2 separate regions of the Homo sapiens genome follow, and region 1 is linked to region 2. Evidence: chromatin loops called from intact Hi-C (ENCODE). Cell type or tissue: gastrocnemius medialis. All regions are shown on one strand. Links, peaks and the distances in the headings refer to the core of each region. The heading gives the core; the rest is flanking DNA. Region 1 has its middle 28 kb from the start of LINC01854. Region 2 has its middle 35 kb from the start of LINC01854.

Region 1 (5,379 bases), core at 322-5,321, 63 kb after region 2:
CATGCTGAGTTATCAAATGCAGGTCACTAACCACCACATGCTGTCCCATGGCTGGAGGAAATGAGCGGGGCTATGAGGTGACCTCCCACTGGAGACTGGAGAAAATAGCCCGCACCCCAAAAGATATGCACACACACACACACACACACCCTCCACAGTGCTGTGAGACTTATTTCTTCAGAAAACAAGCCAAGAAAATGGAGGAGAACAGGCGTCTGAGTCGGCCAAAGTATGTGCCTATTGCCCTAAAGAGAAACTCAACCTCATTCAGACCCCCTTTACTTTTGTTTTAGAAACAATCTAACAGCTGACTATGGGGCTCTGACCCACACCTTCACCTCCACCTGGTGGCTCTCCCAGCTCACCCACCCCACCCTGGGGGAGCAGCTCCCACATGCCCTCAGGGGAAATGCTTCCTCCTTAGGAATGTGAGCCAGTGGGCCCCAAAGGGCCTCACGGATTCAGCCCACCCTTCCAGCTCCAGAGCCCAGGCCTTGACCTGCCAATGTGTCTTCTCCACAGGGTCTTCCAGGTTAGTGCAGCCCCCACCTCTGCTGCAGCAGTCTCCCTCTGGGGTGTCCCCACCTCTGACCCCCGCAAGCCCTGATGCAGGACAGGCACTGTGCTGGCACAGGCAGTAGGTGCCTGTTGCATGAGATAAAGGCCAGGCTCTGGGCATGTCATGAACCACTCTAGCCATCCCACCTGCCATTGCAAGGACCTCCCCACAGGCCTTTGGAAGAGCAGCCTTTGCCAGAATCTCCCCAACTCTGCGCAGCTGCGGGGGTGGGGGTCGAGCCTCCACAGTGCTCCCTCTCGGCCTCAGAGGGCACCCTACACCATTGCTCACCCCTACCATGTACCCCTGCCTCTGCCTATGTCGGGCCCCTGCTGCAGTGCCTTCCCCTCTGACGCTGCTCTCAGTCCAGTCCACCTCCACCCTATCCCTGAGCTCAGTGTGTCCCCATCAGTGCCACCCTGCAGTGACCCCACCTGCCAACGGGTCGCTCCTTCCTTTCACCCTCCCACAGGGATCTGGGCTGCTGTGGGGCCCCCTGAGGAGTACTGTCCGACAATGCTAGTGCCACAGCTTCCATGGGATTCCTCCACTGCACCTGTTTCCTCCTGCTCAGACCGAAGTAGGCCTGAGTTGAGTGTCATGGGGCTCTCAGAACGCCCTTCCCTTCCTGAAAACCTCTCCTGATGTCCATGACCCCCGCGCCATCCCAATCTTAAAGCTCATGTGATAGGTTGGGATCCCTGGGAAGCCACCTCTGAGATGGGCTTTGGCAGGGCGGGTGTTTATTGAGAAGCGTCCCCAGGGTCAGTGCCTATGAAGGAAAGGGAGGAGGTTGAGCTATGAGGCAGCACCGAGGACAGGCTCTGTTGCCTGCTCTGGGGGTCCTCAGGCTAGAATGGCCTTTGGGGCTGTCCTGAGTTGGGCCCGGGGTGGCCAGGCCTCTGTGCTCCTGCCTAATAGAGTCCTGGTTGTCTGGGGTGCCCTGAGCGAATGGCTCTCTACAGCTGTGGTGCTGAACTGACAGTGGGCCTGACCGCTGCAGCCTTCAGTCCCTGGAGCAGCGAGCTCTTCATGGAAAGGGCCCGCCAGACCTATGCTCTCCACCAGGTCTGTGTTTCTTTTTGGAGTTTCTCTTTTGGGTTTGCTTTTCATTCCAGCCTGGCACACAAGCCCTCTGCGACTTGCTCCAGCGACTAACCTGTCCTTCTGCCTGAGCGTCCCCTTGCTGCCCTCCCTCTATTCCACTCTTACCCACTCAGACTTTGAGAGCCAGGCCAGAGCTCCCCCTTGTACAGATGGTTTGCTGAAGGGCCTGGCAGGTGGGGTCACTCTGCCCTCTGTAAGAATGCCTGGACAGAGAACCAGAGACCACCCCGACCATCCCTTTCCATCAGTGACAGCAGAAAAGAGCACCTCTGTGGACCTTCCCAAACAGAAAGACCAAGGTCTTGTGACCGGGGTTTGCTGAAGGAAAAATGGTCATCAGCACTGGAAATAGTAGCTTTTAAATGTTGTCACTGAGGTGGGTTCCTGTGCAGGACGAGGAGCAGGACCAGCCATCTTGGCCATGCTCAGAGACACAGAAAGAGGTGGATTCCTTATGGAGAGAGAGGTGGATTCTTTATGGAGAGAGAGGTGGATTCTTTATGGAGGGGGAGCAGAGAGAGGACAGGGGCTCAAGGATGGCCCCCACACAGCTCACTGGGAGGCTTGCTCTGAGTCCCAGCCTCCTGCCCAGGAGATTTGGGCAGTTGGGGTTGCAGGAGTGAGTTAGTACCAAAGGTGTACCCGACTGTGTACACTTGTGGAATAGATAATGCAACCAGGGATGGCTGCAGTGCTTGAAGGAAGAGTAATGTCATTACAGCCATGTGGGTGAATGTGAGTGTGTCTGTGCCACGCACACCCACCCAGAGAGTCCAAGAACAAAGGCATGACTGTTGGACAAGCATGAAACTGCAAATTAGTGCTTCTGATATGATATTGCCTCATGAATAATCAGGACATTCTCCTAACCTCGGGTGTGATTTGAAACTGGGAGTGTGGCCATATGGCATCATTATGCAGCAATACCACCGTCAACCATGGCTCCAGGAATAGAATTATTTCTTAAAGAGGTCAGCCTTGTGAAAGTCTCTGTTTTGTTTGGGTTTGTTTCTAAATCCTGCTAAGCAGAACAGTGAGCTAGGGCCATAGGACAAGAATTCCTTGGCACAGTCAGCTTTGACTAGGAATTGCACTCGGTTAATGATGAATCTTGGCAGCTTCTCGCTGTGGCAGCCTTTCTCCACCATTTCAACTCTATTTTTAAATGCTAGTTGCTCTCCCACTTTTACTTTGTTAGTGGAGAATCTCACATGCATTAATGGATACAGCAATTAATACCCAACTGCCTGATCTGAGGTTTGCAGGCTATGTGACCCGAACATCCTTGGTTGCATACTCTGTCCTGTAAGTGTTCATGGGCCTGGCACAGGTGGTACCCGCAGACATTCTTAAATGTGCCTCAGTAAGAGAGTCCAGGGTTATGAAGCAGGCATTGCAATGGAGAGTCTCCACTACTGAATGATGTTCAGCCCATACAGGCCACTGATGTGCTAGAACTCGATTCATGGTATTGTGTAAGCTCACCTTTCACTGCCATGAAGAAATTAGGAGCTTGCGTTTCTCACACTGGATTCTTTGTGTCTGTCTCATTTGTGTCCTGTGAAGCTTCCAGCATGAGGCAGACACACGACTTCCGACTATAGGGAGGTGATATGTGAGCACTCCTCACCCTCACTTTCTCATTGGCACAGTCCACTCCAATCCTCAGAGCCACTCTCAGGGAGAATGGAGTCCTCTAGTACACGAAGGAGACCTCCTCCTACTCCTCATCCACTCACTGAGCATTAGCAGGACGGACTGTGTGGTCTCCAGAAGACACTGAACTCCAATGCTTTAGCAACACTACCTCCTAGACTTCTCAGCCAAGTAATAAAATCTACTTCTGTCCCACCCCGTTCCTTCCACTCCACAACGCTGCACACTGCCTCATTCTACTGCATTTTATTTCAACTCCACTTGCTCTATTATGTTACAGTCAAGTATTACTACCATGCCTTGGGAAGCACAGAAGAAAAATATGGAGTGAAGCCAACCTTTCTTTTTCCCTAGATTGACTTTATTGTGATACAGTTTACGTAGAATAAAAAGCAGCAGATTTTAAGTGTATAATTTGATGAATTTGATAAATGGATGCCCCTGTCTAATCCACATCCTGATTAAGATATATGACTTTTCATAAGCCTAGAAGATTATTTTATGCTCTTTTGCCAGCTATTCCCCCACGTTAGTCAGACATGAATCTGATTTCTTTCATCATAGCTTAGTTTTGCCAGCTCTGGAGCATCATGTAAACAGCATTCTATAATCTGGACTCTTTCACTGAACGTAACATTGTTGAGATCTACCCATGCTGCTGCATAGCTCCATAGTTCATTGTCATTTTGAGTAGTGTGTTATTGTATGGGTATACACGACATGTTATATACAAATATACACTGAAACAAATATACATGTGTATAAATATACCACATTTGCTTATATATTCACCTACTAATGGACAAATTAATGATGGGATTTTGGGCTATCTTTTTCTTTTTAATGTGGAAAGATTAAATGCATGAAATGGTGAGAAAATAGTACAACAGTTTATTTCAAATAAATAACTAAATATATAATTTACAGTGTAAATACAGAATAAAAATACTAGTATAGTGTGTTGGAAAGAATATGAGATTTCAAGTGAAAGAAAGGTTTTGTTTTCACTTCTGCAATTACCTAGGAACCTGGGAAATCTCACAATCTATTTAATGTTGGCTTTTTTCCCATATAAAAACAAGCTATCATCTTCTGGGAAGATAAAGTAAGAAAATTTTTGCTTATTCTTCTTGCTAAGAATAACTAAAATCACTGGAGATTATATAAAAAAACCAACATAAGAAGATTCTGAGTAGTGAAGAGAATGAAGCACACCAAGAAGGGACTTTGGGACCCAAGGAACAATACCAATGAGTTCCCTGGGCTTCCTTTTGCATTATACATCCCTGACTTGGAGTTGAAAAGCCAGCAACCCAGAAGAGCAAACAGATGCAGATTTTAAAAACCACAAAGGCCAGGCACGGTAGCTCACACCCATAATCCCAGCACTTTGGGAGGCTGAGGTGGGTGGATCACCTGAGGTCAGTCATTTGAGACCAGCCTGGCCAACATGGCGAAACCCCATCTCTACTAAAAATACAAAAAAATTAACTGGGCGTGGTGCCACATGCCTGTAGTCCCAGCTACTCCGGAGGCTGAGGCAGGAGAATCGCTTGAATCCCGGGAGGCGGAGGTTGCAGTGAGCCGAGATTATGCCATTGCACTCCAGCCTGGGCAAAAACAAACAAACAAAAAACCAAAACCAAAAACAAACAAAAACACCACACATACATACAACAGCAACAACAAAAGAAACACAAAATACCCTCCTGCTTTCTCTACTCAAAGCACCAGAAATGGGGTCATTCAAGAAAGACAGAAATATTTTACACAGTAACCACTGCATGCGCAAGTCAAACATGAAAGAAAAGCTCAGGCTAGCAAAGGCCACCTGCAGCCTAGATGTCTACCCTGGCCAGTCTGTAATAAGACAGCCAACGCCCCTTTCTGGTACTATGTGTGTCATCAGACAAGGCCAAGTAGGGACATTACTGCCCACTCCCCTTCCTGCCATGGTGTTAGTGGAGACCACAGGGAGAGATTGGTTTTCTGTCCCCAACCAGCAGCAAGAACACTGCTTCCCTGCCCTAGTGGGATAGTGTCAGAGGAAGCCTAGT
Region 2 (5,379 bases), core at 141-5,140:
TGACCAGACACAGCCACCTGATCTTGGACTTCACAGCCCCCAGAACTGTAAGAGGTAAATTTTTCCTTTATATCCAGTGTGAGTTATTCAATTATAGCAACAAAAAGCCAACTAAGACAAAAAATTGGTACCCAGCTGTTGCTATCAATACCTGAAAAGGTTGCTGTAAATACCTGAAATGTGGAAATACCTGGAAAGTTTTGGAAATGACTAATTGGTAAAGACATGAATGGAGCACTAAGGGCAATTTTGGTGAGGACTTAGAGGAATACTTCATGACTAGGGAGAGCCTGAATCTTCTTAGAGATTAAGTGGCCATGACCAAAATGTTGATAGGAATCTGGGCAGTACAGGCCATTCTGCTGAGGTCTCAGATGAACTGAGTAACAAGGTATTGGACACTAGGGTAAAGGCCATCCTTGCCATTCTTGTTATACAGTTGCAAAGGCCTTGGCTGAATTGTATCCATGCTCAAGAGCTTTATGGAATGTAGAACTTAAGAGTGATGAACTAGGATATCTGGCAGAACCATCTAAGGAGCAAAGCATTCTAACTGCTGCATGGCTACTTTTAACTGTAGACAGTGGGATGTGGGAGTTAAAAAATGACTTGAAATGGAATGTATAATTAAAAGGGAAGCAGTATATAAAGATTTGAAAAAAAAAAAAAGCCTTTCCATGCGGTAGAGAATGAAAGAGCATTTTCAGCAGAGGAAACCAAGAGTGTGACCAAGTGACTGACTGATAAGAAAACTAGTGTGGATAGAACAAAGCCAGAGGCTATTCATCAAAACAATGGGGGAAAAACTCGAAGGCATTTTAGAGATCTTTGATTGCAACACTGTGCATGACAGCTCAGGTGTCTCCTCCTCTTTTTATGAAACCAGCAGTTCCATCACCAGGGCTTCATCCTAATGATCTTTTAAAGTCCTAATGACCTCTCAATGGCCTGCCTCCAATCAAAATGAATTCAGCAATTAAACTTCCAGCACATACAATTTCAGCAGATGAGCTACAGCCTGGGTCCAGTCTCTGATCCCTGTATTCTGGTGCAGTAATGCTTGGCTGCACCAGCTGTGGTTCTAGTGAGTCTAGGTGCAGCTTGACCCACTACCCTGCAAGGTACAAGTCATAAACCTTGGTGAAGACCATGGTGTGCTAACTCTGCAGGTGTGCAGAATGCAAGCAAGAGCTGTGGAGGCACAGCAGCCTCCACTGAGATTGCATAGGATATATCAACAACCTGGGGGCCCATGCAGAGACTTGTGGCAGGGGTGTAGCCACCCCAGAGAGTGCCTACTAGGACAATGCCTAATGAGGCTACAGAGTTGGGACCACCACCAGGACCCCACAACTGTAGAGTTCCCAGCATGCAACACCAGCCTGGAAGCACTGAAGTGTGGACTGAGCCCACCAAAGCCACAGGGGTGGGGCTGCCTAAGGCCTTGCGGGCCCAACCCTTCCACTAGTGTGTCCGGGAGGCAGCACATAGAGTGAAAGGATATTCTGGAGTCTTAAGACTTAATGTTGTTTTCCCAATTGGGTTTTGTACTTGGGACCAGTTATCTGTTCTTCTTTCTTGTTGCTCCCTTTTGAATGGTAATATCTATCCCATGCCTGTCCCATCATTGTATTTTGAAAGTAGACAACTCATTTTGATTACAAAGGCTCACAGCTGGATGGGATTTGCCATGGGATGAATCATGCCTTGAGTCTCACATGTATCTGATTCAAGTGAGATTCTGAACTTTGAATGTTTGAGTTGATGCCAGAATGAGTCAAGACATTGGAGCTATTGGGATGGGGGTGAATGTATTTTGCATGTGAGAAGGACATGAATTTTAGGGGTGAGGGACTAATGCTTTGGTTTGATTGCGTCCTCCAAATTTTATGTACTGGAAATTTAATCCGTAAATTCATATGTTGATGGGAGGTGGGGCCATGCGAGGTAATTAGGATTTACAGAGGTCATCAGAACTGATGGCTTTATAAGAAGAGGGAGCGACAGCTGAGCTGTCATGCATGCTGTTGCTGTCTAGTCATGTGATGCTTTCTGCTCTGTCATGAATCGGCAGGAAGGCCCTCACCAGATGCCAGCACCATGCTCCTGGACTTGCCAGCCTTTAGAATCATGAGCTATATAAATTTATGTTCATTGTAAATCACCCAGTCTCTGGTATTGTTAGAGTGGCAGAAAATGAACTAAAGCAGGTATCCGGGTGTTTGCTTTCAAGTTCTTTCCACTTTTTTCTATTTGAAAGTCCTTATAAAGAAGTTAGAAAATAGAGTGGGGGCACAACCTTGGCATGCTCCCATCCCCCACCTCTGGCATAATTTGTGGAAATAAATCATAACTTGCTTATTTATTTACTTAGAGATGGGGTCTTGCTCTGTCACCCAGGCTGGAGGGCAATGGCACAATCTTGGCTCACTGCAACCACCACCTCCCAGATTCAAGCAATTCTTCTGCCTCAGCCTCCCGAGTAGCTGGGATGTCAGGCGCATGCCACCACGCCTGGCTAATTTTTTGTATTTTTAGTAGAGATGGGGTTTCACCACGTTGGCCAGGCTGGGCTCGAACTCCTGACCTCAGGCGATCCATCTGCCTTGGTGTCCCAAAATGCTGGGATTACAGGCATGAGCCACTGTGCCCAGCCCACTTGCTTTTTTTTATTTTTTAAATCTGAGAAGGGAGGCATTTTGTGCATAAAATGTAAGGCGTTCAGTGGTCGGATCTCTGTATCCCTTGTACATTGCAGCCTTGTGCTTGGCTGTGAAAAGAGAGGTATGCTTTCTCTTTGTGTATCTTGTATCAAAATTAGCTCTCCTGCCAAAATCCTGAGAGACAGTGACATCTGAATCCACACACAGGTTCTAGAAGGCAGCAACCCATGCCAGGATTGCCCCAACAGCATTCTCTGCACCTGCCCAGTGACTGGCAGAGCCCAGGCTTTCATTCCTGTAGTCCTCAGTGGGCTGAGCAGACAGGGTGGGGTTAGGAGCACATTGCATTCTGTGCCAGGGTGCTGAGGAAGAATAAGGAAAGCCATATTTTAAATCAACAAGGAAAGGGAATAAAGATTTTTCAGGAGGTTCTAATTGTGCCTTCATGTAGGCTTATTTTGTAAACCAGAAAGCCATGCTAATATGACAGACCCTAAATGGGGAAATCAGCTGAAAATGCTTTGCAGATTTATTTTCATTATGCTCTCAACCAAATGTCTGTGCTCATTAAACAGACTTGTTGTTGATAATTTATCTTAGACTATGGGCACACAGTCGTTCCACCAGAACAACTGACCCTTGGTGGAGTTGACTGTGGGGAGAGAACTGTGTCAGCTCAGCCCTGACATCCCACCCAGTGCTGATCTGTCTCCAGAGAGGTTGGAATCACAGTGAGAGTCCTATACCAAGATCAGCTAGCAGCCTCTTCCTCCCTTCCCGGTCCCCTCCCCTACAGCGGCATTCACAGGATTCAGGGCAGGCCAATCCATGACTGTTGACAGTGGGGTTCCCACCCCCAGCATCCAGCCTACCCACAATCCCACGAACAGAGCTGGGTCCAGGCCCACGCATGGGGTCTGCACCCAGGGCCCACAGGCCCTCATTTCCGCACCTCGTACCTGCAGTCACAGAGCAGTCTGCTCTCCAGCAGAAGCTCTGGCTCCAAGTTGGACTTGGATTTTAAGCACAGCTCTGATACCCACTGTTACTGTCATCTCTATTCTAAGGAAAGTTCATACCTCGTGCTACTGAGGGGAGGGCAAAAGGAGAAGTGAATACAAATGGCCTAGCCCATTTGCTGGCCAAAATAGCAACAAATACCAACACAACATAAATAAGGGGAAGGTCTTAGCTGTTCATTCCATGCAGAAGGGCCTCCTCTCTGCCCCCACACTCTCTGTGAGGGAAGGAGGAGTGAATTATCTAACTGGTACATTTGGGAGTAGAAGCTGGGTGCATGTGTTCAGTTAGCTTCTCCTTCTTTTCTCTTGGGGATTTGCCACATTGGGGGACCCTCGTTTGGTTCTGTCCCTTCATGCCATGAACTCCCAGGCACAGGCTTTGCCCCAGAAAGGGAGGCTGAAGCTCTTCCTTGCCTGGCACTGAGCCGGCTGGTCCCATCTGGGGTTCAGCTGAGGAAGCCTCATCCCAGAAGCTCCCCCACTGCAGGACCATGATCTAATGTCCACCTGTGTGAGACCTCCTTTCCCAGAGAAAACAAGAGCAAGGAAAACTACACCAAAGGGGCAGGCAGAGTGGTGACATAAGCCCCGTCACAGCAGGAGAGGTGGCCCTGTGCTGGCTGCATGTGCCAGGCAGTGAGGTGGATGGGGCCAGTTGCCTTTGATAAGTGGGGATCGGGCAGACATGGCCTTTGGAGAAGGGAGAGGTCTGCAGGGCAGAAAGTGATTTCCTGGAAGTAACAAGATGTGCGTTGGACCTTCCTGGTTGGTGTGTGCATTATATGATAGGTGGATGATTCCAAGCCATTTATGAGAGGTCCTTCACTCCATGGTGGTGGCAGGCCCAGCTACGCTGCTCACTGTGATGTGAGATTCAGCCAGGTGACCTGAGACCCTCACTGTAGTCTTCCAGGGAGACTGAGAGGGGACACTAAGGGATTCGCAGCCTGTCCACGCTCTCCTTGATGCTTCCTCATGCCCTCCTCACACCGAAAGGGCCCCATTCTACAGGAGATGGGCAAGATGAGGCCATGTTCCTGGCCGCCTGTGCCTGCTGCCTCTGCAAGGCACAGGCCTCCTGTGCTGCAACCACAGTCAAGGGCTCCAGGAAGTCTACTGCAGAGGCTGTGGAAACAGAGCACTGGAGACTTGATTTATTTTCCTTCCCTTTCCTGTTGTCTCCTTCTTATTACTTGAGAAATTGTATAAAATAATGAACACCCATTTCCTCACCACCAGCTTTAGCAAGTTTGAATATGTTGTCCGTTGGCTTCAGATTTTTAAGCAATCTGAGGATCTCGCATACCCCTCCTTGAGGGCATCCGTGTCCCTCATCCAGAGATAGGAACATTTGTGTCAAGTATCAATAAACAATTGTTCTGCATCTATTCCCATCCTCAAAACATAAAGTGCTAATTTGTAGAGTTTTAAAATGTTACTCTAAATAATATTTAGTAACATGTTACTCTAAATATGATTGTGCAATTTGCTTTTGACACAGAATTGAATATTTTTGGAATTTAAATATATTTATAAATGTATTAGGCTGAAATCCTTGAAACTGCTGTTATTGTAGGTTTGAAGCAGTTGAGCATTAGGATTTGTACATCACTCAATTGCACAGCTCTAGTAAATCATTTTTAACTTTAATTTTATATTACATGAATCTATCACAATTTATTAATGCCTTTTAC

Evidence for each region. Hi-C counts contacts between places; a loop is a spot of excess contacts. Peaks named below come from ENCODE experiments on the same cell type or tissue, not always from the same donor. Only the 100,000 strongest peaks of a DNase experiment are listed, where the experiment ranks them.
Region 1: a loop joins it to region 2, with 14 times the contacts of the local background. A loop is called at or near these places in 1 of 110 quality-filtered maps.

What each region holds. Positions count from the first base shown.
Region 1 is chr2:129,299,112-129,304,490 of GRCh38, forward strand. No RefSeq gene overlaps it. Among named protein-coding and RNA genes, the nearest start is that of LINC01854, 28 kb to the left of the region's middle. RefSeq lists an enhancer at 203-704. In gastrocnemius medialis, for the core only: no CTCF peak of the experiment used is centred there; DNase peaks (open chromatin) are centred at 2,460 and 3,240; H3K27ac peaks cover 2,697 bases.
Region 2 is chr2:129,236,453-129,241,831 of GRCh38, forward strand. No RefSeq gene overlaps it. Among named protein-coding and RNA genes, the nearest start is that of LINC01854, 35 kb to the right of the region's middle. In gastrocnemius medialis, for the core only: no CTCF peak of the experiment used is centred there; a DNase peak (open chromatin) is centred at 2,899; H3K27ac peaks cover 1,421 bases.